Linked DNA regions of Mus musculus: all the other regions are linked to region 2. A link is a loop called in an ENCODE intact Hi-C map of the cell type or tissue named here. Cell type or tissue: heart. All regions are shown on one strand. Each heading gives the region's core, and the rest is flanking DNA. Links, peaks and the distances in the headings are about the cores only. Region 1 overlaps Sidt1 (SID1 transmembrane family, member 1). Region 2 holds the start of Usf3 (upstream transcription factor family member 3). Region 3 overlaps Spice1 (spindle and centriole associated protein 1).

The links. Peaks named below come from ENCODE experiments on the same cell type or tissue, not always from the same donor. Only the 100,000 strongest peaks of a DNase experiment are listed, where the experiment ranks them.
Region 1: it touches region 2 in a loop (2.2-fold over the local background); 4 of 42 quality-filtered maps call a loop at or near these places.
Region 3: a loop joins it to region 2, with 3 times the contacts of the local background. A loop is called at or near these places in 4 of 42 quality-filtered maps.

The regions. Positions count from the first base shown.
Region 1 is chr16:44,232,192-44,242,056 of GRCm38, forward strand. Sidt1 (SID1 transmembrane family, member 1) reads right to left here. Exons shown (of 25, transcript NM_198034.3): 25 at 7,989-9,508. The coding sequence ends at 9,446. Among named protein-coding and RNA genes, the nearest start is that of Usf3, 64 kb to the left of the region's middle. In heart, for the core only: no CTCF peak of the experiment used is centred there; no DNase peak of the experiment used is centred there; H3K4me3 peaks cover 457 bases.
Region 2 is chr16:44,167,080-44,176,944 of GRCm38, forward strand. It overlaps Usf3 (upstream transcription factor family member 3), which reads left to right and starts at 6,318. Exons shown (of 8, transcript NM_001029889.2): 1 at 6,318-6,431. In heart, for the core only: a CTCF peak has its summit at 5,294; DNase peaks (open chromatin) are centred at 5,992 and 6,562; H3K4me3 peaks cover 2,778 bases; H3K27ac peaks cover 2,612 bases.
Region 3 is chr16:44,352,559-44,362,423 of GRCm38, forward strand. It overlaps Spice1 (spindle and centriole associated protein 1), which reads left to right. Exons shown (of 18, transcript NM_144550.4): 2 at 2,882-2,977; 3 at 3,587-3,634; 4 at 5,202-5,345. The coding sequence starts at 2,882. Among named protein-coding and RNA genes, the nearest start is that of Spice1, 10 kb to the left of the region's middle. In heart, for the core only: no CTCF peak of the experiment used is centred there; DNase peaks (open chromatin) are centred at 3,953 and 5,533.

The DNA of each region.
Region 1 (9,865 bases), core at 3,143-8,142, 66 kb after region 2:
TATGGAGTGAACATGCAGATTATGTATATATTACATTCTCTCTCTCTCTCTCTCTCTCTCTCTCTCTCTCTCTTCTCTGTGTGTGTGTGTGTGTGTGTGTGTACAAGAAAATTAGAGGGGCTAGGGTGATGGTTCAGCAGTTAAGAGCACTGGCTGCTCTTCCAGAGGACCCAAGTTCAATTCCCAGCACCCACATGGCATCTCACAGATGTCTGTAACTCCAGTTTTAATGGCTCCATCACCCTCATAGAGACATACATGCGGGAAAAACCAATGCACATGAAATAAAAAATAAATAATAGTTTTTAAAAAAGAAATTGGATAGTATGTCCCTTTGACTCTTGACAACTATTTGAGTCTCTGATTTTTTTTAAAAAGATTTATTTATTTATTTTACATATGTGAGTATACTGTCACTGTCTTCAGACACACCAGAAGAGGGCATCCCATCGCATTACAGATGGCTCTGAGCCACCATGTAGTTGCTGGGAATTGAACTCAGGACCACTGGAGGAGTGGTCAGTGCTCTTAACCGCTAAACCATCTCTCCAGGCCCCCAATCTATTTATTTGTTTTAAGTCAGAAACCCCACTACATTGTTCCTTTGCTTTCTCCCCATTTTCAGTTTTGTTTTTGAAGCAGTAGACTACCAGTGATAACCTGAGAATGTATAGCATGTGCATTTTCATTAAAAAGGAGAGTCTTTCATTCTTCAGCTCTTTGCTAAGTGTAATCACTGCTTTGAAACACACGCAGTCGTCCTTGCGTGAGTCCTGCTGTTCCAGTTTGGAGAGCCCAACCTTTCCAGAACTTTACTTTCATTGGCTGACTCTCCAAATGGCCTCGTAGGTTCATTGTAACCTGGGTTTCTGTAACAACTACTTATCTTCTGAGCGTCATGCTTTCTGTTAATAAGCTCAGATGTTCAGTAGTCATATAGTCCCAGGCTGTGTGTCTTGCGTGTGTAGAAACACACCCAGAGAATGGTTAGATCTTCCCCCATGGTACAATTTGTGCCTGGTCTGACCTGAGTCACACCTTACTGACTGGAAATTCAGGTTTCTGCAGCAGTCCTTCACCTAATGAACAGTGTTTGCACTAAGCATCAGTTTCTCTACGTGGAAAATGGGTAGGGTATCAGGATCTGATTCAGTGATCTGTACTCTCGCGTCAGGGTGCCTAAGGGATGGATGCTGTCTGAATCATCTGTTCTGCTGCCATTTCGGCTCTGGGGTGGAGTCAGGAGTGGAGACATCAGTTCCAGTGCCTAGTTCCAGTAGTGCTGGAGCAAACTCCAGCCGCATATTTGTTCTGTAGCAGGAGAGGACCTGGCAATGGCCAAGGCAAGGAGGCGTGGCTTTTGTTTATTTGATGATGAATTAAGATGCTCCCAACCCAAATATCCCCCTTTCTAAAAGCTTTGCTCGCTGCTGGCACTGAATGTGGGCATTTCGTTTTTCTTATGAAATGATTGATGTCTAATCCACAGCATCTCTTATGTGTTAACATCTCCCTGTTTATTTGAAAAGACAGATGCTTTCTTGTGGGCATGATATTCCAAGCTGGGAGAAGCCAATGGACATCTGCTTGTCTGTTAGTCTGCATATGATATATCATTTTTTATTCTTCTGTAAGAAGTTCTTTTGGAGCCTTGGTTGGCCTAGAACTTGCTGTGTCACTAGGGTGTCTTAGAGTTTCTATTGTTGGGAACCAGGGTGGAAACGCTTTCTTCAGCTCACAGCTCCAGATCGTAAAGTCCATCGCTGGAGAAAGTCAGGACAGGAACTCAAGCAGGAACCTGTAATCTGGAAGCAGGAGCTGATGCAGAGGTCATGAAGGGGCGCTGCTTACAGGCTTGCTTTGCATAGCTTTCTTAGAGAACCCAGGACTGTCTGTCTGCCCAGGGATAGCACCACTCACAATGGGCTGGGCCCTCTTCCATTGATCACTAATTGAGAAAATGCCATACAGCTGCATCTCATGGAGGCATTTCCTCAACGGAGGTGCCTTTTCCTCTGTTGACTCTAGCTTGTGTCAAGTTGACACACAAACCAGCCAGTATACAAGTATAACCTTGAACCCCTTTTCCCAGTGCTGTGGCCTGAACCCCAGTGATTGTTATGCAAATGCTCTACGGCTGAGCTAAAATCTATAACTCTTCAACTTTGAACTTTCTTTCCCATCCTTCAACCTCTCAAATGGGATCATAGTATGTACCCACCCTGCCCATTTTATGCAGTACCGGGGCTCAAACCCAGGGCTCCATGCATACTAAACAAGCACTCTAACACCTGAGCTACATCTCCAGCCCTACATATGGTATTTTAAAATACCACCTGGGGTAGTTGCAGGTCTCTATGCTCAGCTCAGAGGATCCCGAGGGCTTGCCTTTCTTTTCACTTTTGTCTACCTAACAAATTGGACCTGGAGAGATGGCTCAGCAGTTAAGAGCACTGGCTGCTCTTCCAAAGGACCTGGTTTAATCGCTAGCACCCAGGTTCAATTCCCAGCATCCACATAGCAGCTCACAGCTGTCTGTAAGTACAGTTACAGGGGATCCGACACTCTCACACAGACACATAGATAGACATGCAGGCACAACAGCAAACAATTTTCAAAGATCTACCTAACATGTTAAAACCTCAGCACCAACAGTCTGCTCTTCTTCCTTTGGTCCAGCCACTCTTTCCTAACATTTATATAGTGTTCTCACTAAATGGCAGTCTGCAAACTCTCCATTACTGGTCACAACACTACTGTGCACTGCTGTCCAGGAAGTTATGCCATTTTCTTCCCTTGTATGTTACCTCTTCATTTTGTTACCCTGAAAGCAATTGAGTTTCCCTCCGTGTCCAGTCTTCACTTGTGTACTCTCAAGGGCTAATCTTGGTTGTCAACTTGACCGCATCTGGAGAAAACTATGAACTCAAACAGTTGACCATGCTTGTGCTGTCAGAAGACCCACACTTCTGGTGGCAGCCCACAGAAAAGGGCATGGAAGAAGGGAGACTTTGCTTTTTGCTTGCTCACTTCACTCTCACTGGCAAGTTCATCTGTCCTGTTCCTGGGACTTTCCTTCTCTGGTGTTAGAATCCATTTCTTTGGGATTCCAATGTAGACTGAAGACTCTCTAGGGCTATTCCAGGATTCCAGCTCCAGATTTGGGCTGTGGAGACTTCCAGTCTCAAGGACTGAACAACTACCAGATTCTTGGTCTTTCTGTCTTGAGAGAGCCATTGTTGTACCACTTGGATTATAGCCTATAAGCCACCCTCATAGATTTCTCTCTCTCTCTCTCTCTCTCTCTCTCTCTCTCTCTCTCTCACACACACACACACACACACACACACACACACACACTTCTCATATGTGTGCTTGTATTCTATTCAGTTTGCTCCCTTTGAGAACCCTGTCTAATACACGTGCCTTCTTGGAATATCTTAGGCTGAAATCTTACCTGTGTTCCTCCCCATTAGGCAGTCAGCAAAAAAAAGTGCTACTGGCTGAGATTTTATGGATGTAGTTTCAGAACTGGGGAAAAGCCAGGAGGACTATGAGTTGAAGACTAGCCTGGGCTACATCATGGAAGTCATTCATGGAGGGGAAAAAAAGGAAAGGAAAGGAAACCATGACTGTTTGAGACAACTTTCAACCAGGTTTTCCATTCATCTTCCAGTTGAGTGTTTGTTATTTTCCTTCTCTGTAGCATTCCATTCATGATCTTTTATGTTATTTTAACACTTGAAGGTCAACTGGAATTTCTCAGGCATATCTGGAGCCATTTTTAGTGCAAACTTTATGTCTTTAAGATTTCTCATTCTTTAAAATCTCCCTTCATCTTCTTCCCATCCACCCCATCCTACCACCACAGGATCTCAACATGTAGCTAAGAATGGCTGCCATGTATTGGCACCATTTGAAAGTATTAGAAGGATTAGAAGGTGTGGTCTTGTTGGAGGAAGTATGTCATTAGGGGTGGGTTTTCCAGGCCCAGGGTCTGTTTCCTCTCCCCTGATTCTCTGCCTGTGGAGCCAGATGTAGCTTTTAGCTACTGCTCCAGCACCCACCTGTATGCTACCATGCTCCCAGCCATGATAATAACAGACTAAACCTCTGACACTGTAAACAAGCCTCCAGTTAAATGCTTTCTATTATAAGAATTGGTCATGATGTCTCTTCACAGCAACAGAACAGTGACTGAGACAAATGCTAAGAATTCTATGAAGCCACTCTATTCTTTTACTCTTTGTTTGCTTATAATAAACACATGGTAATCATTTGTTTCTGATCTGTCTTCTCCTTTGGATTATAGAGCACAGGATATAAAAGTCTGTATGTCTTTTGCCCTGGTTCTTCCCACTGCACAGTCCAAATATTTTCCAGTTATTGAGTGAAGTGAATAGAGGAGTTGTAGGAAGAAAGTAAAGGGCAATGTGCCCCCTAAAAAGAAGATTACTCCGAAAGTTGTCCTGTGTTCTAGAAGCAGAGTAAAGAAGACAAAATCCACCCTCTTCATGGAAGAGGCCTGCCTGGTACCAGGTGAGAGTTTGCATACGCAGTGTAATAAAATCCACAAAGTGCACATCGGACTCTTTGATGGCATTTCACTATCCTAAAATAAGATACTTTGAATCATTTTAGATAACCTTTTGTGTAAAGGACTGAAAGTTTTATTTATAAAGAATATCAAGATTTAGCATAAGGGGGCCCAGAGTAAGATATATAGAACTGAATACCTGATTTCTCTTTTCCTTTTGTGATGTACTTAGAGATGGGCCACACACCCTTTATTTAGCTCTTGACTAAAGTGTAGTGTTGCTTAAAGGCCAATGTGGTTAACCATTGTTTATATCCAGTGAAGCTGATGAGCCCTGGGTCACAGAGACTTCACAGAAGCCAAAGGCTATAGGCTAGAAGTGAGGAATTTCTTTTTTGAGTGTGTATACATGTGTATGGTGGTGGGGTATACCATGAGGTGCCTGAGACAGTTACCCACAGAGGTGTGAAGAGGGTATCTGATCTCCCTGGATCTGAAATTACAGATAGATATAAACTGCCCTGCATGAGTGCTGGGTGTGGAGATGCATTATTATAAAAGCATCTCTTATATTCTAAGAGATGAACTTTTGTTGGAACTTATAACCAGAGTTAATAATACACTAGAGAGTCACTTAAAGCTAAATACGTCTATCTTGTTTTGTACTTAGCCTGCCTGCCTTTCTGAGACCAATGTGACAACAATCCTTACTTCCTTGGATTTTCCATATAATCGGTCAGCCTCTACATCCTAAGCTAATGTATAGCTATAATCTTATGTGATGTACTCTCCCATGCCCCTGACCCAGAGTAACACGTGTGTATGTGCATGTTCGAGTAATAAAAGTTAGAAGTTGCAAATAGTTTGAAAGAAACCTTATAAAACAAATATCCAACATAAAAGTTGAAGGTAACGTTCAGATATTGCTTGGTAGCATTTGTTTGTTACTTATCTGGTTCAGTTGGTGTGAGTGACTTAATCTTGTAAAACACTATTAAAGATTTCTATAGTAGTAGACGCCCATCCAAATTAAAACCGTTACTATAGTGTTCTACTCTAAAAGCTCTGGGATGCTTGCTAAGTTTGCCTGAATTCGTATGTGTTAACGACAGAGGACACTCAGCTTTGTTGACTATGGTGACTTAATAGGGAGGAGATGTTCGTATCTTGTCTCCTCTGAGCAGCGAAAGAAAGCAAAGGAAGCAACATGGTCTCCTTCTCTTCCATGTGGAATCACAGTGAGCCAGGCTTGGCCAGCTTCAGGCTGAGCAAACCATCTGCATGCTGTGTTCTTTCTTCCTTTTGCCAGGAGATGAGTCACTGTGGCTGACTTGACACTTGTCTTTTGTTCTAGGGCCTTTTTGGGTACCTGAGAGGTTGAGGCTCCCTCCCTCCAGGCAGAGCCTCCAGCTTGCCCGCTGGTGGGAGCCCTGAGCTGATGGGTAAGAGTGTGGGGTACACTACACATAGCAGTCACCAGATTCCAGTGGTGTCAGGAACTGTAAAAGAGAAAACTGAAGCTTTCTCTTCTTGGAGATACAGGGTGGAGATGGCTGATGCTGTTTTTAGCCAGACTCTGCACTAAGTCCCAACTTTGGAAGCATTAAAGATTTTCAGTTGGGATCAAGAGAAAAATGCAGTGGTGGACGGCAAGGAGGAGCCTAGGGATTGGAGAGATGATGATCTCAGCCTCGCCTCTGAAGGTCCAGAGACCTCCCAACCCTGGGGTCTCCAGCAGATGAGAGCAGGAGACATGGAGACTGCCAGGGAGGATCTGAGAGAAGAGACCTGGGGACACTTGAAGGCTCTGTTATTGTCCACATCCCTGTGGGTGTTAGAAAGTGAGTCCTGAGGACCATCTTTGTGCCGATAACACATGTTCCTGGGTCCTTACCATTCTGTGAGCCGTGCACAGTGCTGTGCAGCTACACAGAGAATCGGAGTTCCCACAGCTTAACTGGGGTCACCCAGCCAGTAGGCTGACATTCACAGACTAAAGGCCTGACTCTGTGGTCTCTCTTAGGCTTGACTGTTGCTTTCACACACACACACACACACACACACACACACACACACACACACACACATACAAAAGTCTCTTAGCTGCTGCCTTTCCTCCCACAGTTTCAGACAGGGTGCCTGTCACTCAGAAGGAGAAACATTTGAGTATCACTTGATGTGCTGACACATGCATTCTGCAAACACACAGAACGTTCTGCAGGCTGCCCGGAGTTAGCAGGAAAGCAGCTGCAACTGTTTTCATCCCCAGTTGCTGGCTCAGGGATTGCCTTTAGTCATGGAAAGTCCCTTCCCCAGATAGACTCCAGTTTTCCACCGGCTCCTCTTGAACCAGGCTAAAATAAAACCAGGCGAATCTCCCAGGCATCCAGCGCGAACAGGTGCAGCTGCCGCCCCAGTGTTTGTCAGAGGTGGGAAGGTCTCGTATTTTACAGGCACAGCCTCGCTCCTCTGGCTGTTGCATCTCTGTTCCACTCCAACTGAGCAGCTCTCTTTACCTCTGCGAGTCCTCAGCCAAGACTGTCCACACTTCACAGTTAGCTTCGCCTCTGCTTTTAAGAGGCAAAGGGCAGAAACTTGATGGAGAGTTAGCACAGGCATGGAGGGAGGAGGGTGTGTGTGTGTGTGTGTGTGTGTGTGTGTGTGTGTGTGTGTGTGTTAGATCCTGAGGCTCCCATGGCCCTCCTCTAACCCAGCACTCACTCTAATGTCCCAGATGAAGCACACTGATGTCCAACCATAAGACCTGTGCAGTAGAAAGAACCAGCAACATGTGACTTAGAAGGTCTATTTTTAAAGGCAGGTTTGGTCTGGGGTTCTTTAGCCTGCTACAAAGAACAGAAATGAGCAGGACATGTGAATATTACAGCCCAGGACACCACAGAGCACTGGGACACAGAGGCACAGTCACCCTCCCTTCTTCCCTCCTCATGGGGCCCTTTCTGTTTTCCTGTTTCCATTGCCTCTCTGCCCACAAACAAATTTCCAAGACAGATACGTGTGCCTTTATATTTATCTGCTCAGGCCACGGGACTGTGTGGATGGACGTTACTGTTCATATTTTCCTTAGTGGGTCCATTTAGGATGCCAAACCAGGAGGACTGCTTTGAAAGAATCAGCTCAAGGCAGCCATAAGCAACCAGATTTGAACGTTTTCTGTTTTGCTTTGAGACAGGGTCTCACTTTATAGACCAGATTAGCCTTGAACTTATAGACCCACCTGCCTCTGCCTGTGCTGGGATTAAGGGCATGAGCCACAAAACCTCACTTGTTTGGAACTTTTTTTTTTTAAAGATGTTTGACTAGGACAACCATCTAATTGATAGCCTTCATATGACCCATGGAGGCCAACAAGTTTTTGAAATAACGAAGAATAATAGAAAACAAATTGCGAACGAGAGAGCATTCTAGGAAGAAAGACGGCACAAAATTATTCATGGAAATTATCTTTGAATTTTTAAAACCAGGAGAAGCTTGCTGTTCAAACGTCCAAAACACATATTTGAACACAGATATTTGAAAGAAAGAATGATAGTTTTTCAAAAAGAGGCCTGCCCCATCCACTTCCTTACTAAATGCTCAAGAGAGCACAGGTGAGGAGTAACTTCGATTTCACAAGCAAGTAGGCATGTGTGCACACACTTATATGTCTATTTTCTGATGACATCATACTCCACACAACCAGGAAGCCTGATCAAAATGGGGCTTCTCCTCGAGTTTGCCAGGTGGCATGAGAGAAGAAAGCTCGAACATTGCGCTTTTTTGTTTTTTGTTTTTTCTTTTACATCCTCCTGGGAACAGAGAATGGGATCCTGTAAGAGGTGATTAGTCATGACCTCTGTGACTCATCCAGTTGTGGGGGGAGGGAGGAGCACGTGCCCATCCTGAGTTACTGCTGGGAACTTTGGGCAGATAGTCGGGAACCCTGATCTGCGTAAGTGACAGGTTCAGGTGTGGAGGACAGCAGGGTAATCCCGGGAAAAGGCTATAATGGGCATAGATTGAGCTGTGTGTCTGGGGACCACCAAGCACGGTTGCTTTTTTGCTCCAGGATCCAGAGTCACTGAGGTGAATGCTGCCTGTCTAATGCTCAGCCACTAAGCGCTGTCCATCACTTCCACTGCTGTGGAAAGCATTTTCTCCATCTGTGTCCATCTTGGAGCTGTTAGAAGTCTAGGGAGAAAGAGGGACCTTCTAAGAAGGCCGCATCAGAGTGCAGAGTCAGCATCCAACAGTGAGATGAAGACCTGAAGAAGCAGGTAATCACCCAGGCCTTGGATCCACAAACGTTCAGAAGTGTGCATGTCTACATCCCATCCCAGAGCATTCCCAGCCCTGCCAGGAATTCCGCATTCCTTCTGAAGAGGTGACTTAGCTTGACTTACTAGAATGTCTGTCTCCAGTTGGGTGGGGACTTGGTCCCACTTCTGCACCGTATTCTGAGGAGTTCGGTCCCCTAAGAGGCCGGGGAAGAATTCGATGGTGCTTTGGCCTTCTATAGCAGCAGGTGTCTCAGAGGTGTGGAAGTGGCCACACTGAAGGTTCTAGGTGGGAGGTCTGAGTAGCTGGTTTCTCTGGTCAATATCTATGAGGATGGGAGGGGCCAGGTGGAGAAGCTGGCCTGATGCAGCTTGTGTCTAGACTGAACTCTACGTTGCAAACAGAGGTTCTTGAGCCTCCAGACTATGTCTCTGTGCGCAACAGGGCATCCCTTCTACCATTCTTGAGGTTTAGTTCAGTCCCAAGCTCTTCCTGTGTGAATTCAGACACCCTTGACTCCCTCCAGGCAGGTGGAGCGTCTGGCAGTGGGCAAGCTGCTACACTCACCGTGTTTTCCACAAAACAGCACCAAGGTGGGTTGCTCCGTCTTCCCCCTGTGATGCTGGGTGCTCAGAAGACAGGGATCTGGTCTCTCCGGACCACATCCAGGTCATCATCCAGGGTCAACAGCACCTGGAGTGAGAGGGTTGGAGATGGGAAGAGAACATCCGTGAAAGGATCTTAAACAGGAAGAAGGCACATGAGATAGAACACAGTCTATTTCACAATTGTATCTGTGAAGGTTGGGAGCTCAGGCCAGAGGATGGTAAAATACTTGGGTAAGTGTCCTGGATGGTGACTAAGGGAAATGAAGTATAGCAATCGCTGTACAAGAAGAGAGGGAGGAAGAATTTTAGAATACAACCCACAGGATCAACTAAGCAGGGATCATAGGAGCTCCCAGAGGTTATCAACAATCACAGACAGACCCTGTACGGGTATGAGCTAGGTCTTCCATATATGGTTCTTCTTTTGTTGTTTTTTGTTTTC
Region 2 (9,865 bases), core at 2,709-7,708:
AAGTGCTCTACTAGGATGTATCACAAATGGTCTCTGAGGTCATCTGTGAAGAGCCGTAGTTCCTTTTCTGAAATCTCTTGAGTTTGGTCTCCTGTGTTTCTCTTGACACAGTCATCTGTAGGCCCACTAGAATGCCCAGTTTACATTCTTGCTTACCTTATTCTAGAGTTCTAGACCTTGGCTTCAAATTCATGTTCCTCCAACACATAAAAATCTTAAGTACCATGTGTATAGCGCTGTACCGTTGCCAGCTTTCTATGTTAAGTTACTTGTTGCAATGGTGTGGTTTTGGCTTTTTGTTTGATGGGGAAGGCACAGCAGCAGGAGTGAGGCATCTGATCAGGCCTCGGTATTCAGCAAGGAGAGGGATGGTGCTGGCACTCAGCTCTTCTCTTCCCCTCCTCTTTCCTTCCCCTTTTCCTCTCTCAGCCCACTGGGAACCCTTCCTTAGAGATAGTGTCACATTCAGAATGAGTCTTCTTTGGTTAAAACTTTCAGGGAACTTCATAGGTACATTCAGGGTGTGACACTGACAGTGAAAGTTAACCTTATTCTGTCAAAATATTTGAAGGATACAGAATTAAAGAACCTGAAAGTTATAAAAGCCTTCAGCTGCCATACTTACTGGTGAGATTTCTATTCACTTACTTTAGTTTTGCATGCATGCGTGTCTGTGTGAGGAGGGTGTTGGATCTGGTTGATCCCCTGGAACTGAAGTTAACAGTTGTTCTTCCCACGTGGGTTCTGTGAATTGAACCCAAGTGCTCTGGAAGAGCAGCCAGTGCTGTTAACTGCTGAGCTGCCATTTCTAGCCCTGAGATCATGTCTTTTTTTTTAATCTGTAGGATTGGGAAGAAGGTGAAGAAAGCTGCTTCTAGTACTTGTATACTATTTTATACTGCCATAGTCCAGTGACGAAAGGGAAAGGTGGAGCGTGGAAAGGAAGGGAAAGGTGGAGCATGGAAAGGAAGGGAAAGGTGGAGCGTGGAGCGTGGAAAGGAAGGGAAAGGTGGAGCGTGGAAAGGAAGGGAAAGGTGGAGCGTGGAAAGGAAGGGAAAGGTGGAGCGTGGAAAGAAAGGGAAAGGTGGAGCGTGGAAAGAAAGGGAAAGGTGGAGCATGGAAAGGAAGGGAAAGGTGGAGCGTGGAGCGTGGAAAGGAAGGGAAAGGTGGAGCGTGGAAAGGAAGGGAAAGGTGGAGCGTGGAAAGGAAGAAGTGGAGCAGTTTCATCTGCAGATGATGGGATTGAACAGAAGACGCTGCTGGTGGTTTTGGAGATGTCAATGTCGACAACCCAGCTAGTGCTACAGAATTAGGATAGAATTATACCTACATTTGCATGAGTACTTTGTCAAAACACAAGAAAGTATATCAGCAATGTATGGAAAATTTGCCAATACCCAAGTATCTTCACCATATACAAAAACAAGACAAAAACCTTAAAAGCATAATGACTCGGTCCTCGGTAGTCCTAGATACTCATAACTGAGCACCACCAACCTAGACAACAGTGAGAAGTCATTAAGGAAGGAATGAAAGCCAGGTGGTGGAGTGGGTGTGGCAGGACTCTAAGACAGCCAGGACTACATAGACCCTGTCTCTAAAACAAAACAATTGTTAAAATGTCACTTGGACCTAAAGGAAAGCATAACAGTAAAAATATCTAGAAGTCAAAAGTCTGTGTGACCTTGTACTAGTAAAGCTTGCTTTTAGATATAGTACCACAGGCATGTTCCAGTTGCAATCTGTAAGATAGACTTAAGTGTTAGTATTTTCCATCTGCCTGCTTGCTGAGTATTTAGATTAAAGCCATGTACCACCACCATGCAGGATTCAGCAGTGCTTTTAAAGACATCCTTAAGAAACACAAAACTCTATGGACTTTCTGTTTTATGATATAAAAAAAAATGGCATTCAACCCATGAGGTAACAAACTTCAGTACCCTTGAGACTGAGAAAAGAGGGGGTTGGTGTAGTGGGTTTGCTTTCAAATAGAAGTTAACATGCATATATTATAGGTCTTTTCAGAAAATCTTGGCCTAAGACTTATAACCTGGTGAAACGGGTATTTCAAGAACAAGTTCAAAGATAGCTCGAAGGGCTTCTAGAACAATAAAGCTTTATACTGACATTGGAAGAGTGGATTTCTAAATGAAAAGATATATGTTTCAGTTGCATCAAGGACTTAACTGGCTAAAATTCAGATCTCACCCCTTTATTTCTGGAGAACAGATAGAGCAATGGCATAATTAGACTGAGAGTTTCATAATAAATCTGTGAAAAGATGGACTAAGACGACACGGGGAAATGCCATCCCCATTGTGACCTTTGCTGGTGATTGCTTTCTTGGACCCTGACTTGTGTTGACAACAGCTTATTGCAGGGTGGTTATATGGACAAAACAGGTTAGTAAATATGAGTCACTCTTAGAAAAGGCAAAACCGAAATCACACAATGGCTCAGAACCCTAGTACAACATATAAAGAACTTTTACACATCAGTGAGCCATGCTTTAAAAAGTATATATGGAAATATGCTCAACACTTAGTTGTTAGAAAAAGTGTACATTAGTAACATCTGCAATCCCAGCACACTAGGGAGGTTGAAGTAGGAAGGTCACTAGTTTAATGTCTTAGTGACCTAAGTATGTAGTGAGACGGAACAGTTCATTGTTGGTGATGACGTGGGCTTATCTGGACCTCTAATTGGCTGTTAAGAACCCAAAATAAAAATTACAAGCTCTGGGAAAAGTGAGATATTTTTTCTGGAATCATGGAAATAAACACTTGAACCAATCCTATTCATAAAGCCAAAGACAGGCTTCTAAAATAAGATGGAAGGCCTAACTATGAAGGTTACAGAAGCAAGTTTGTTGAGTGTGTGTGGTTGCAGGCAAAGGTCTGAAGTAGAAACCTATCTGTGCAACTCAGTGTAGCAGTTGAACTCTGATTACACATGATCACAGGTCAAGACTCAGTGATCCTGGTAGCAGAGAATGTGGGCCGTGGAAGACGGCTGGCACTGGAAAGAGACGCATTTGTTTAAATGATTGCCCTTCTGAGCAAGGAGGGAGTAGGTGGAGCTGAGCCTGGAGCTGCTTCTACTCGGAGCTGCTGCTGACATTCAGTCTTCAACCCATGTCAGAAGGTTCCTTTCAGGAAATGGATCTGAGGGTGCAAATAAACATGCAAATCTTTCTGTGCCCTCCAGGAGCCTCAAGTAAGTGGGTGAAAATCAGACTCTGAGGGGTCTGACCTGTAGAATGACTAGTTTCAGGCAGATACTGTAGGTTATTACCAATACAGACACTAAGAAGCACACAGCAGCTATACGTAGGTATCATCTCAATCTACTAAGTGATGTTGAATAAAGCTGGGAAAAGACTCAGAGTTGAGTTGTCTTGTTGTTTTTTTGAGACAGGGTTTCTCTGTGTAGCCCTGGCTGTCCTGGAACTCACTCTGTAGACCAGGCTGGCCTCGCACTCAGAAATCTGCCTGCCTCTGCCTCCCAAATGCTGGGATTACAGGCATGCACCACCACTGCCCGGCTCCTTAGTTGAGATTTGAACTTTGTTTTCTCATGTTTCATTTATTTCTATGTGTGTGTGTGTGTTTGTGCTCATGCACAGCGCACATATGGAGGCGAGCGGTCTTCTTGGAGTTCCCTCTCTGCTTCTACCATGTAGGCTCTGGAGTTTAAAGCCAGGTCACCAGGCTTGTTGGCAGATAGCACCTTTACTCTGAGCCACCATGCTGTCTCACTAGCTTGAGATCTGGACTTCAATCAGGAAATGAGGATTAAAACTAAAATTTAGCTGGGCAGTGGTGACGCATGCCTTTAATCCCAGCACTTGGGAGGCAGAGGCAGGCGAATTTCTGAGTTTGAGGCCAGCCTGGTCTACAGAGTGAGTTCCAGGACAGCCAGGGCTACACAGAGAAACTCTATCTCAGAAAAAAAAGAAAAGAGTAAAAGTTAATATTCTGAGCTTTCTCAAGAAATACTTGAGTTTTTGTTTTGTTTGTTTGATTGTTTGAATAATTATTTGTTTTCAAGACACGGTTCCTTTGTGTACCCCTAGCTGTCCTGGAACTCATGTAGTAGACCAGGCTAGAGTGGAACTCACAGAGATCTGCTTGCCTTTGTCTCCTGAGTGCTGGGATTAAAGGCCTACCACCTGGCTTTTTTTCTATTTTGAAATCATGTCAAAAATATTAATAATGATTCAAAACCCTTTAAATTCTGTTTTCTAAATTGTCAAAACTTTGTTTTGCATCTGGATTTGGTGTGCACACTATGAATTCCATCACTCATACTCAGGATGCAGAGGCAGCTGGATCTCTATGAGTTCAAAGCCAGCCTAGTCTACACACTGAGATTCTGTCTCAAACAACAAAATTCCAATATATATATATATAGGGGTTTTTTTTGTTTTGTTTTTTTGTTTTTTGTTTTTTTTGAGACAGGGTTTCTCTGTGCGGTCCTGGCTGTCCTGGAACTCACTCTGTAGACCAGGCTGGCCTAGAACTCAGAAATCTGCCTGCCTCTGCCTCCAAGTGCTGGGATTACAGGCATGTGCCACCACTGCCTGGCCAAATTTTTTTTTTATTTTAAATTAGAATTAATTTATTATAGTTCAGGAAGTTACGTGTAGCCCGGATTTGATATGTGTTACCCATAAAACCTTATATTTATACTGACATCGAAATGATTTCGTGTAGCTGGACATATATTAACATTATAGATTCATGGATGTATTATTAGTATTACTATTACAGATCTGATCCTAAGGTCTCTGCTGCTAGGGACTAGGGAATGACAAACGTATTCAAAAGTTAATTAAAACTCACTAGCAAGCTGGGCGGTGGGTGGTGGTGCAAGCCTTTAATCCCAGCACTTGGGAAGCAGAGGCAGGCGGATTTCTGAGTTCAAGGCCAGCCTGGTCTACAAAGTGAGTTCCAGGACAGCCAGGGCTACACAGAGAACCCTGTCTCGAAAAACAGCAACAACAACAAAAAAACTCACTGGCCTGGCCCAGATGGGACAAGGAAGTGAAAAAGAAATCAAACTGCCTATTAGCACCAAATTTGAAGTAACAGTAAGGGCCTATTTTATCACAGATTTTCAAAGTGCGGAGGAAACATAAAACGGGGTTACTGTTAACCTTTTTCTCAATGCAAGGTCTGTTTCTACTGTACATAGGTTCAAGTAGTATTTCTATTATGCCCTGCGTTCCAGTCCAATTGGCTATATCTGGTTGTGAAAAGCTCATAAATCTTTCACCACCACTAGGTGGAGAATCAGACACCTGTCTCGGGGAGGCGGGCTTGTGAAATGAAACAAAACTAGAAAAAGATAGCTGGATAGTTCAAGAGCTCCAAAGGCACTTTAGAGGACGCTGAGGTCTCCGGTCCTAAATAAGGGTGTCTAGTAGCCTAAATTTAAGGTTCCAATCCCATCCCCCAAAGCCACGCACTCACTTCCTTAGCAGGGGACTGCAGAACCTTTCTGAAAACGGGCTTCGTGCAAATAAAGGACGTCAAGAGTCCACCGTATACGAATTCCTGCAGTCTCCAATATCCAAAGATAGTGCACTGAGGGAAGTCACATAGGACTGGATTTTCCACCTTCATTTACCACCTTCTAACCCTCCAGGCTAAAGGTACTTGTCTATCTTTTGCCACTCTCCTCCTCTTCAGTTTTTTTCATTTCTACGCTTGCATTGAAAGCTGCCATAAGCATAATACAGAACAGGGTGCGAGGAAGTTTCTTAAAAACCTCTTTTTTTTTTTTTTTTTCCTAGCTTCTCAAAGCGTCCCCTTTAAGGAACCAGGCCCACCTCTTTCTCATCCACCTACTGGCTTTCCTTTCTGCCTGTCACTCTACCTTTAAGAATATTTCCTGTTCTTTCAACCCAACTTGCACACCTCCGCCCCCCGGCCTTGGTCATTGGGCCGCCCGAGGCCTGTTCCCTCCTAGCTTTTCCCTCCTTCTCCTCCCGCCCTCCAGCCTAGCGCAGCGGAATCCCGGCTTCTGACTGGCCACGGTGGCAGCCTCCCCAGCACCGGATTGGCCGGCCGGTTGGTCGGGGCGGGAGCGAGGCGCATCCAGGCTAGGCTGTGCGCGTGCCGAGCGGCGGCCGCGGGAGGGGCGGGAGGGGCGGGGGGAGGGGGGCTGGGAAAGTTGAGGCCGTGCTGCCGCCGGGTCTCCGGCCTCGAGGGCTCGGGCTCGCTGCGGCGGCGGTGGCCGCGAGGAGAGGCGGCGGGGGCGGGGGGAGAGGAGGGCCCGGGCCCGCGCTCCCCCAGCCCCGCAGAAGCAGGGGGCGGCCGCGGACCCAGAGGCTCGCCTAGACGGCCAGACACCGCTGCCTTCCGCTCCTGGGACCATGACCCAGGCGGGGGTCGCCGCCGCCGTGGCCCGGAGCGCGTCACCGGCGGGTGAGTGGCCGCGGGAGGGGGCGCTGACAGCCGGGACCGCGGCTGCGGGGGCGGCTCCGGGGGGCGGCCCCGGGCTCAGCTCCACCCACCCCCTCCTAGCCGCGGGAGGTGAGGGCTAGGCTGAGTGCCCCTCGTTCCTGGGGTCCCCAGAACTCCCCACCTATCCCGGGGCGATCGCTCTCTTCACTCCGGCATGCTCGCACCCTGGGTGCCAGGCCTGAGGGAGCTCGCCCTGCTCCCGGTGCGCGCCGGCGGACAGAGGCCCCATGCTGTCCTGGGTGCATAAAGAGCTGGGCAGCCAGGTCCCCACCGGGTGGCCTTTGCTAGCCTCCTTCACCTTTTGCCATCCCTTCCATCTCTTTACTTGTCTTCTGACTTTCCTTCTGATCCACTCGTCAAACTCGCTGCTTGCTTTTGTAACTTTCACCTCTGTGTCGGAGAGTTAGGCTGACGTTTTCTTTTTAGAAGCCCATCTTTTTGCTTCTGAATAGCACTGGTCCATGCGAATGGCATTCTTGTCCGATTTCAAATTTCCTGAACAAGCATGAGGTTTCTGGACGCTTGGCTGAGGTTGGGCATTTTGGGGATAGAGTTCTCTTCTCTCTGTGGGGTCTTTTTTGCTTTTATTGACCTCATCTGTAGATAAGAGACCACAAAAAACTAACTGCCAAAACCAACTAATGTTCAGATAACATTTTACCACTAAGTTGAGTGAATTAACAAACATGATAGGTCTGGCCGACTTTATGGGTAACAGTGGCAGAGTCTTAAAGGAAACTTTGATGAGTAAGTGGACCCTGCAGTAGCTTTTCCCCATGGCCAGTCAGATCTGCTCTTTGCAGGGCCGACAGTTTCCTCGGTGACCTTTTCCTTTCCCTCAGAACACTTGACTTGCTGTATGGATACTATGTTTCCATTTGCTTGGGAAATACACAACGTATTTGTTGCAAACTGAGGAAGATTCATTGAGAAGCCAAGAGTTGTGAATGAAAGCTGTATCAAGAAGCATGCCAAAGGCCAACAGCCACTTGTGACCCAGAATGAACATAAAAGTGGTCCAACCCAAAATTGAAAACATATCCAATCCCTTGAGGGTTTCTTTTTTTCCTTTCTTAATTTCATTGTATGGTTCCAGAGAGTGAACCTTGTAAAGACAAGTTTGTGTCACAATGTCAAAAGGTTGGGCAGTAGTCTAAACATTATGACTTTTGTATAGATTAGCTTTAGTAGTTTGGTGATTGTAGTAGTCTGTGCATTGATGAAATGTAGAACTCTTTTGATACAAAAGCATTTCCATTCAGTGTGGTAAGGGCCACCTAGAATAGTTATTTTCTACCCTAGTCGTCTATAGAACATCACAGAAGTTTTTTTAAAAAAGATTTTACAGTGAGCTAGTTTTGTATGAAACACACACATGTGCGCGCGCACACACACTTGCACATGCACATGCACGCACTGTTTAACTCCAGCTAGAAGAGAAGCTTCCACAGATAGCAAGCTTGGAACCCCTGGCAGTAAAGCCAGGTCTTAATGTTATCTCACGCTGTTCCTTCCTGTGGTCAAGCCCAATGGTTTCTTAACTGGATTGTTTGTTACAGTCACCTTCCCAGACTTTACCTTTGATCTGGAGGGAGGCAGGCTGTGGTATACCTCTTAAAACTCTCCAGGCTATTCTGCTCAGCAGCCAGGGCTGAAAATTACCTTAAGCTTGGTACAATGTCCAGGCTGTTCTGCTTGTATTCCAGGGTTTTCCTTGGCAAGCCTTAAGTTGTGTATTCAACTTTTGCCCCACAACCTTCCATGTGAACCTTTGGACCCCACTCAGATAATGCAATTTAGATCCCTGCTGTTGCTAACTTGGGTGTTTCTCCTCTATATCAAGTAATTGTAGTGACAGATCCCTTAAATATGAAATCTTTGGTATGTAAGTGCACATATACCGTGAGTGTGTGTGTGTGTGTGTGTGTGTGTGATAAAGGATCTCTCGTTGCTCCTAGGCTGACTTTGAATTTGTAGCGATCCTCAGGCTTTTATCTCCCAAGTGCTGGAATTACAGATGTGTGCCCTCATACCTCACACCAAGAATAGTTTTAGATTTTAAAAATTACATTATTGAGAGGGGGGGTGGGTCTGCATTTGCAGTATATAGATGCGGGGTCAGAGGACAACTTGAGAGACAGTTTTCTGCTGTGTGGGATTGGACTCAACTTGGCAGGCTTGGCAGCAAGTACTTGGTGAGCCATCTTACCAAGCCAACAACAAATTTTGTTTTGTTTTGTTTTGTTTTGTTTTTCGAGACAGAGTTTCTCTGTGTATCTTTGGCTGCCCTGGAATTCCATGGGTAGACCAGGCTAGCCTTGATCTCAAAGATCCATCTGCCTCTGCCTTCCAAGTGCTGGGATTAAAGGTGTGTGCCACCACCACCCAGATGAGTCTATTTTTGTTGGTGGTTCTTATATAGTTTCAAGTTTGATTTTTTTTATTAGATATTGTCTTCATTTACATTTCAAATGCTATCCCAAATGTCTCCTATACCCCCTCCCCTGCCCTGCTCCCCTACCCACTTACTACCACTTCCTGGCCCTGGCGTTCCCCTGTACTGAGGCATATAAAGTTTGCTAGACCAAGGGGCCTCTCTTCCCAATGATGGCCAACTAGGGCACCTTCTGCTACATATGTAGCTAGAGACACGAGTTCTGGGGGTACTGGTTAGTTCATATTGTTGTTTCACCTATAGGGTTGCAGATCCCTTCAGCTCTTTGGGTACTTTCTCTAGCTCCTCCATTGGGGGCCCTGTGTTCCATCCAATAGCTGACTGTGAGCATCCACTTCTGTATTTGCCAGGCACTGGCAAAGCCTCACCGGAGACAGGTCAAGTTTGACAACTTTGAATTGGACAATCAGTTTGGGGTTGGGGGAGGGGTTATCCTAGATGAGGCTAATTCTCCCAATGATCATTAGTTGCTGTAATTTTTTTTGTATAGGGATGGGAACATGATGAGATTTTCTTCCTTCCACATTAGCATGTCCATTGAGATCACCATTGTTCTGATCTGGGTTTTGCAGCCATTTCTAAGAGAGACCATTTCACTGCCATCTGCTGATATTCTGGTTCTTATGATCCTTCCTACCCCTCTTCCATGATGTTTCCAGACCACAGATGCAGGAACTGTGGTGGAGATGCACCTGCTGGGGCTGGGCTCCCCATAATCGGTTGATCTCTGCATTGTGTCCTGTTGTGGTGGGGTTTTTTTGGTTTGTTTGTTTGTTTGTTGTTTTGCTTTTGTGATGGTCTCCATTTGCTTTAAAGAGAAGTGTCTTATGAGGGGTGGTAGCTAATCTAGGAAAAGTGGCTCCTATACCTCAGCGTGTTTTTGTGATAAGCTCTCATTGAACTTTCAAACTACATGTTGTTTAAAAAACTCTCTTTGAGC
Region 3 (9,865 bases), core at 2,919-7,918, 190 kb after region 2:
AGTGGGCAAATGAACCAAACAGTTTTCAAAACAAGTACAAATGACCAATAAATACAAGAGAAAAATGTTCCGGAGCTGGATGGATGGCTCAGTACTATTCTTCTGAAGGACTGGCTGAGTTTGGTTCATGGCACCCATATTGGGTGGTTCATGATCACCCATAACTCTGACTTTAGGGGTTCTGACATCCTCTTCTGGCCTCTGTATACACAGAAATAGTTTTTTTTTTATTTTTATTTTTTAATACTCAGTATCTTCAGACATCAGTGAAATGCAAACAAAGCCCCATTGAGAGTCTCCCTCACCAGAATGACTATTTTCATCAAGAAAAATGACAAATACTGTGAGGATATTGGGAGCTGAAGAGGAGCCCCTGTATGTCGCTGTTGGGAATGTAATTAGTACAACCAATATAGAGGTTCTTCAAACTAAAAACACTGAAAGGACCACCTTATGATTGTGGTTGTACCACTCCTGGCTATGTACCCAAAGGAGTCTGAGGCCACCACAGGCATACCTGTGCATCCGTGTTTATTATGATACTGTTCTCAGTAGAAGTCAAGCCAGGCTGTGAATTCAGCCTAGATATCCATCAACAGATAAGTAGGTAAAGAAAATGTGATGTATATAGAGAATATTTATCCAGCCACAAAAAGAATGAAATCCTATGTGCAGGAAAATAGAACTAAGTGGAAATAAACCAGACTCAGAGAGAAGTATTACTTGTTTTCTCTGGAGTTCAGAAACAGATGTGAAAGTAGGAGGGAAACACTTGATTGTTTGTGAAGAGGGAGGGGACCAGTTGGAGGGGGAGGAGAGAGGACAGTTGGTGGATAGAATCAAAGTATGTATGTACATGTATGAAAACATTACAAAACTCATATAAGTTAACAAAGTTTGAAATAAAAATAGGTAAACCAAGTCTGAATTGTTGGTCTGCCATAGGGGTCAGTGTGAGGAAACTTGCCTGGCATAGTTTACACCTGGGCATCAATTTAAGCCTAGCACCACAGGAAAAAACAAAATAAGTAGTCATCGTGACTTACCTCCTTTGCTGGATTGTAAGCTCTGAAATTAGACAACACGTTTAGAGAGTAAGAAGTAGCAAGAGAAAGACAGTATAGAGAGCTGGAAAGACTGTGTTAGGGAAACACTGGAGTGTAGGCATCGTTGTCACAGTAAATTATTTTATTAAAAGTACTTAATGGAAGGGGAAGGGGTAGCTTAAGAGTACCACACTTGCCTAGCATGTGCAAGGGTCTGTGGTCTCCACTGGGGAGAGAGACAGGTATGGGCGAGGGACAGTGATGACAGCAGGACAGTCGGCTAGTAAGGAGTATGAGGGTTAGCCTCACAGTTCTGAAGTTATTTTGGTGGGTGGATAATATGTCTTAGTGATGGACTTTGAGTTACCAATAACGTGTGAATACATGAAGGAAAGAAGCGCAAGCACTTCCTTTTGGGGTCATTTAAGCAAGAGGGAGTACAGATTTGAATCCTCCACTCCATACTGCCTGTGTCTTCGTCCTCTGTCTGTTTATAAGTCTGAATTTGTGCTTGCCCAAAGCCTGGCTTGTAAATCTGTCCAAGTGTCTGTATGTATGGGTGTGCAATTATCTGTATTTGTATTTGTGTGTGTGTGTCTTGTGTGTTTCTGTTTGTCTGTCTCTAACAAAGGTTTGCTCTTTGTTTCCTGAACAGCATAGAAAGCATCACACGGAATAAAATGTAATTCTTTTAAAGAATGGGATACTTTACGGAAATCTTTAAAAGACTCTACAAGGGATTAAGTCACTGCCTCTAAATGATCCTAACTGACCCACATAACAAACTACTACCAACACCGTTGCTTATCAACCAGTCTTCCTAAGTGGGAATTTATTTGAGAAGGTTGCTACAACCTCTGAATTTGTTGCTTTCACCAAAGGGTGTACATGCACTGTCCTGGGTCAGGGTCATGAAAAGGTACCTAATTTAAGATCATGCCTATGCCATTAGTTTTGGTTGCACAAGTTGATTACTTGGAAAATCCAAGGAAAGTAGGGTTTATTGTTACATAGTTCTCTTAAAGGCGGATTAAACAAACAGGATGAGTACATGTAAGACAGACAGCTTCTAAGAGATTTCAGAGTTATGTTACTAAGAACTTTGGCTGTGAGGCCCAGTAAGAGTTCCAGTCTCTTTGAATGTAAGGGATATTTTCGTGGTATTGGGTTGCCACAGAAGGCAAAGAGACCCAGAAGTAGAAGTCATGCATACTTTGGTTTTTACAGTCAAATGTGTGGACTGTAAAAACCTTAGCTTTCAAGCACGGTGGACTGGGGGTCTTTCCCTAACTTTTTATGATGTTTAGCCCCCGCATGGCGATTTTGATTGCCAGGCTATTGCTGGTAATGTACAAAATCACCTCCATTTAGTGCTGCATGAAGATTTAGTAGAACTGGAAGAGACGCTAACGTTCTCTAAAACATGTATGCTTCTGAGGTGAGCACATGTGTGCCTGGCAGGGATGTGCTACGTTAGCATGCTTAGAGCTGCACTTCTCACGCACTGCACAGCTCTGGCGTTTCCTCTGTTAATTGTGAACTTTATCTGCTGACAAAGATACAACCATTTTCATTTCTATTTTAGGTCATACTTTCTATATTTATCAAGTTCTTTATTAAGCAAAAGGTTTTGTTATTTAAAACCTTTTTGTTGTGGTTATTGGCTTTGCTTTAATATTAACTGTAAAATGAGAAAGCCAAGCATTCAGAGAGCCTATTCCTGTCATCATGACCAAATTCTCCTGATATTCTGAGAGTGGTTTCGTTTGTCCTATAGATGTGCCCATGATGCATAATTATTACTTTAACCTTTATTTAAAAATTAATGTTTTCAGATGTCATTGATCAGAGTGAACCGCTTTGGTCCCCGGGGAGGTGGAAGAAAAACTCTGAAAGTAAAGAAGAAAGCTGCAGTGAGGCAAGAATGGGATGTGAGTCTGGGCCCACAGCAGCGTGTTCTGGAGGGTGGCCTCAGTACTCCTGTCCAGTGTGGCTGGAGTGGCGCTCAGGCTCAAGTAGGGTCGGGTGGGTTTCTTGGCATGGTTTTGGTCTTGGAGGGAAGAGCAGGACATTTGCCCCGTTCTCCTTTAAGTGTACAGGATTAAGGGTAATAACTTCTAGTTCTTTGCAAGAGTTAGAGCTGCTGTGAGACTGAAACTCTATCCCCAAAGATGTTCCTCTGCAGCTTGCCATAGTGAGCACAGTTTCATTGTTAAAATGCTTTACAGTTGCCTCATGGAATCCTAGTCTCTGGAAACTGTCGCTTCAGTTAAGTTTACTCACAACATGCACCCTGTTTTTATTCCTTGTTTTAAAATAATAGAGCCTTATTTCCAGTGTAACACCTAAAAAATAGCCTATTTTCTAGAAGATACTCAAAAGTAACCTGTTTTAACGTTATATTGACAGTACTGGTTTCTGAGGAAAAAAGGACTGTGGCCCTTAGGATTCTGAATCGATTTTCAGCTACTGAAACTGAATAACTGTTAGAAATTTATAAGGAAACTTTAAAAAAGCTCACTCTGTCCTTCTTTTTAAAGAATACTGTGAATGATCTAACAGTTCACCGGGCAACTCCTGAAGATCTAGTAAGTTGACCACTGAAAGTTCAATCCTGCTTTCTGTATTTTATTTGGTATCTGGTTTCTAATCTGCAGAACAGAAACCATCGTCGCTCCTTGGGACTTGTTTAGTTACAGTTAATCTTGTTCACGCCTGTATAAAACCTGAAAGGATATCCTGCGGAATTTTTGATTTTACTAAGGCTTAGCAGCCACCGTTAGAATTCTACTCAGGAGTTTTGGTCTGTAGTCCTGTCACTTATCTAGAATCTCCTGTGGTCTCTGTCTGCACTTCCTCAGCATTTTTCCATTGTTGTCATTGCTGTTACTTTCACGACAGGTTTGGGCTGTGTAGCCCTGGTTAGCCTGCCCACGACAATGTGGCTAATCTTTCTGTCTCCGTGGATTTGCCTAGCCTTGATTGCTCTTTCAGATGGACTACAGGATGTGGTCTGTTATTTATAGCCTCTTTGTCTAGCATATTTTGTAGATTCATCCATGTTATAGTATGTATCTCTGCTTCGTTCCTTACTATTGTAAGACAGTATTCCATTGAATGGCAGTTCTAGATTTATCTGTTTGTCAGTTGTACATCTGGTTTATTTCTGCTGCTTTTCTGTTATAAAGTAACACCATAGCGGATATTCATGTACAAGTCTCTGTGAGCATATGCAGGCAGCTGTGTGTGTATCTGGAATGGCTAGGTCATGCATCCATATTGGCTCTTATAAATCACTGCCAAACTGTTTTCCAAAGTGCTTACCTGTCTTAAATTCCACCAGTGTGTGTGGAGCTTCCAGGCCACACGCCCCATTATTGTCACCTTTTAATTTTAATTCTCCTGCTGGGTATAAAGTACTGCCTCATTGTGATTCTGATATGCATGCTCACAATTCTTGATTGTTAGTCCTTTGGTAGTGTGCATGTCTGCATGATTATAACTTTATTAGATGACCCGAGTTTTGTTCATATTTTCAGTTCTGAGCACTAGCGTATTTGTAAAGACAAATGTCTACTTTTATTCCTCAGTCACCCCCGTGGACTCTTCCCTTCCAATTCTTTTAGGAGCTCTGGCTCCTGTCTCTTCTGCCTCAGGAACTCTCCTTCCTTGGATGTCTACATCATCTGTGACCTCAGTTCCACATGAAGCCACTTCAGAGCTGTACAAACAGCATTGACTTAGAAGTAATGCAGTTACTGTGAAAGGGGTGTGCTTTGACAAAGCTGACTTAGGTGGATTTTATACCCTTTCCATCATGTGTGAAGTGTCAGTGCTGACCACTAATTGATATTTTAGCACTCATTGCATGAGTTTTAACTTGTGAGTTAAAGAACAGTAGGTGTTTTGGTTTCTGTACCAATGAAGGAGAAGTTAATATTTTTGTATGTCTTTAAGATAGACCTCCAAGTTCTCAATACTTTTTCTCTTAGATCATTTTGAAAACTTAGACTATGAAAGTGTTAGCTATGAATGTACACACATACTGAACCATAAAGGAATAGGAAGTGGTGAACTAGTGTAAGTGGTCTTGCATAGCAGCAGGCAATGTCTTTGTTACTGAAAGCATTTCTTTACAGTTTTCGTTCTGTATAGGTGCGCCGTCATGAGATGCACAAGTCAAAGAATAGAGCATTGGTGCACTGGGAACTTCAAGAAAAAGCTTTGAAGAGAAAATGGAAGAAGCAGAAACCAGAAACTTCAAGTCTTGAAAAAAGAAAGTTATCTATCATGAAGGAGGTATTGTGAAAATCCACTGTCTTTAGAGGTTTTTTCTCTTGGATTGGTTTCAGTGGAAAGACTCTAGTTCTTACACGACCTTGCACAGTGAGCTGTTTGGTAGACTCTTCAGAGAGCAGCAGGATGGGTGGGGTCAAGTGCAGAGAGCAGCAGGATGGGTGGGGCCTAGTGCAGAGAGCAGCAGGATGGGTGGGGTCTAGTGCAGAGAGCAGCAGGATGGGTGGAGCCTAGTGCAGAGAGCAGCAGGATGGGTGGGGTCTACTTTGCTGCTTTAAATGTACTTTCCACAACTCATCAACTCTGTAGGCTTAGATTATATAACTCCTTGGCCTGGGTTTGTTTGTTTGTTTTTGTTTGTTTGTTTGTTTGTTTTTCCTCTCTTTTCTCTTTCAACCTTTTAAAAAGTAGCATACAAAGTAGCAGGTTCCTCCTGCCACTGTCCTCATACTAAGTTGTGGATGGTTGGTCTCTTCCCCCTTTCCCATTCCTACCGTTCCCCTGTCCCACTGAATCCGCTATCTCCAGCATTTCGAGTTTCCTTTCATATCATATGTTCTTCCCACTCCTTTTGCCAGTTTCATGGCCCCATAAGAAAATGTTTTGACTTCTATACATACTTACTCCCACCTAGATACACATAATTAATTAAGTAGAAGCCAGGATTCACACATGAGCAAGCATATCCAGTTCTCATCTATCTGGGTTGCCTAACTTAATGTCATATTTTTCAGTTCTATCCATTTTCCTACAGATTTGTAACATCATTTTCCTTACATTAGCTTAGCTTTATATCCTTAAATTTTTGGCTGTGTTGTTATGAGAGTTTAATTGCATAATACTTAAATTGTTTTCTTAATTTCATTATATGACGTTTTGTGTTCATGTATGTCTGTGTACCATGTTGCTTGCATAGGCCAGAAGAAGGTGTCAAATCCCTGAGAACTTCAGTTGCAGCCAATTGCGAGTTGCCATGTGGTGCTGACAATTGAAGCTGAGTCCTCTAGAAGAGCAGCTAGTACTCTTAGCCACTGAGCCATCTTTCCAGTCCTGCTTTTAAAGAGATTACCACAGTCTTGGGCAAAATAATTAGTACTATGTATCTGTAAACTTCTGTAATTATGTCTCAGTTCAACAGCATAGTAGAATTACCTGGAAAAAATGAAATAAAATCAGATAATTTTGTATGCGTGTTTACCTAGGTCTTAAGCCATTTTTCTCTGGCTTAACCTTTTGCCTGCCTGGGTGTTTGAAGAAGCAATCAGATATGTAGGGTGAACAGTGTGTCAAGCAAGAAGGAGCTACAATAGAGCAGCCTTTTTTATTTGGACTGCAGTCCTAATAAAGGAATGTGTCGTGCATGTGGCCCCTTACCCAGGGTTAGCGTACAGTGCTTGCCATCTGCGTGGCCTTTCACGGTGGCTTTAAGCCATAGGCTGCCTTTTGAGAAGTTCCTTAGAGTTCTTAGAAAAATCTGCATCGAGGAAAACTGTGTCTCCCAAATAAATGTTTATAAGACATGAGGAAGGAACAGTGGATCAGAGAATACGACTTCTCATGTTATAATCGTGAGCCAGTCATGCACACATGTTAATTCTCATTGAACAGTCTAAAACCACAGATCTGACCTCGAGACCCTCTTTGGGAGGTTTTCTTTTTCTAGTTTTAATCTTCTTTTCCTTTTAATTTTTGAAGATTTAGTTTCATTTGTTTTCTTTTTTGTATAAGGGTGTTTGCCTGCATCTCTGTCTGTCTGTCTGTCTGCCTGTCTGTCTGTCTGTGTGTCTGTGTGTCTGGTGCCAGTGGAGGTCAGAAGAGGCTGTCAGATTTCTTAAAACTAAGTCACAGAGAATTCTGAGTTACTAGATGGGTGCTGGGACTCCAGCCTCGGCAAGAGCCATGAGCATTCTTTTTTTTTTTTTTAAATTATTTATTTAATGTATATGAGTACACTGTAGAAGTATACTTCTTCAGACACACCAGAAGAGGGTATCTGATCCCATTACAGAGTGTTTTGAGCCACCATGTGGTTGCTGGGAATTGAACTCAGGATCTTTGGAAGAGCAGTCAATGCTCTTAACCACTGAGCCATCTCTCCAGCCTTCATTTTATTTTATTTTATTTCTTGTTGCCATAAGCATTCTTAGCCTGTGATAACCACTGAGCCATCTCTGCAGCTCCCGTAGCTTTTCATACAAGTACTAAATGTAGGTGAAGTAAGGGGACAAGAAGAGTAATGAGGGGACAGGTGCAGGGTCTCATCTGTGGTGTGGTGATTCTCAGTCCTGACTGCACATGAGACTTCATCATGGCCAAGATGCTCCTGAGGAGGGTGGGGAACCACTGTACCTCAACTCTAAGATTCAGAGTTAGTGAAGCTAGGTGGGGAGGTTTCCCCAGTTCCCGTGTGTTTTTGTGTTCTGCAGGGTGTTAGAACTGTAGCTTTTGGTGAGATTTAGATGTTTTCTTTTACTGTCTTACTTAGTACAGTGATCTTTGGCCTCATGAACAATCTACTCCGAGGAATGTGACGGAGACTCAGTAGGAGAAGGCAAAGTGGTGGCTTTACTTGAGGTCTGACTGTAATTAATACCCAGTGTCAACAGATTAGTAAGATTATTCCTCTACTTTCTGCCTTTGTCAGTTTCTACTGTAGCCATAGCCATGTTGATTTATTATATATTTATTATATATATCCATTATAAGTTACGCTTCCTAAGCTCTTAATTATATGGACTTGGAAGATATTTCACCAAAGGTAGAAATTTGGTTCATAAGACAGTATAATATGTATTTTAATAACCCTCGAAGCATCATACAGGTTTTCAGTGTATCCACACACTAGGACATCCCTGTAGGGTGGAGGTGGTGATTAGATTCTATTGATATGCCAGTGTATCTTGAAAGTCAGTAGTTAGAAATAAATTTACCTTTTTAATGTCTAGGTTTGGATGTAGATTTGCCATAATTTATTATTGTTCTATTTGTGGACACTTAGCTTCTGGGAATAAAAGAACTCAATATAGTAACTTAAACAAAACACAGATTTAGTTCTCTCATGGAGAGCTCAGAGGTAGCTGGTAGAGGGTCCCGCAGTTCTTCAGCATCCTGAACACAGGGTGGCTGCTACAGTGTCCTTCAGTTGTTTGCAGGGCAACAGCAAGTGGAAGTAGAGAGTGTCTGCTACTCCTTTTATGCCAGCCATTGGCACTGTGTGCTGTTCTCCAGGACACTATTGCTTGGAGGCTCCTGTATTCAAAGATGGGTTGGAACTTGAGCTGCTTCCTTGATTAAAATGCAGGAGTCGGCTCAGGCATTGTGGCCCATGCCTTTAGTCCCAGCACTCATCACCAGGAGGCAGAGGCAGGTCGGTCTCTGTGAGTTTGAGGCCAGCCTGGTCTACAAAGCAAGTTCCAGGACATCCAGGGCTGTTACAGAAAAAAAACCTGTGTCAAAAACTCACCACAACCACCACCACCACCGCCACCAGGAACTTAGGAGTTGCTATTAAAGGGCAGTATTAGGGATAAGTAGTAGTGTGTGCCACTCAGATTGCATCTTATCTTGGCATGATAAATAATCCAGCAGATAGTCTTCATTGTGTTTTTGGGTACAGGCTTGTTTGTTGGGTTAATTATTAACAGAAGCACTAAGTCAAGGGCTGGTGCTTTAGCTCAGTGTTAGAGCACTTACCTAGGGTGTTTCAGGGTTTACTCTCAAGTACTGGGGGAAGGAAGAAAAGAAAACTAAGGATCAAAGAGCATGCGCATATTTTGTTTCAGTCACTAAATTTTTCTGTGCTTGTGTTGTCTGTATTTAATGGATATGATAGGACGGTAGGCATATCCCTGATACAAAGGCATGGTTGTTACCATGTTAGAAAAATAACACAGCTTATTTTCTATTGATAATTTGAAGAATTTACTACTTTTTGTTTTTAAGGCATTACCCTGTTAGGGTTTCATTGATGTGAAGAGACACCATGACCAAGGCAACTCTTAAAAGGGACAACATTCAATTGGGTCTGGCTTGCAGGTTAGGTTCAGAGGTTCAGTCCATTATCAAGGTGGGGCAGGGCAGCATCTATCTAGGCAAGCATGGTGTTGGAGGAGTTGAGAATTCTACATCATCATCTGAAGGCTGCTAGAAGACTGTCTCCCACGTGGTTAGGAGATGGGTCTCATTGCTCACTCCCCACAATGACACACTTCCTCCAACAAGATCGCACCTACTCCATCAAGACCACACCTCCTACTAGTGCCACTCCCTGGGCAAAGCATAGACAAACCACCACACACCCTCTGTCAAAGTAAAGTCATGGAGCTGACAGAGCAGTTAAGTGGAAAAACAATCTTATTAACAACTACATGCCCGGTGTCAACTATAATCAGGTCTCAAGTAAAACCCATGCTGTGCGCCATTGACGTCGCAGGAAACTAACTAAAGTGGTTAGAGTTTATTTACTATTTCTAGTGTGGGCCCTAAGCCCAGTATTCTGTACGGTGTGTGCTCTTGGCCTTTGC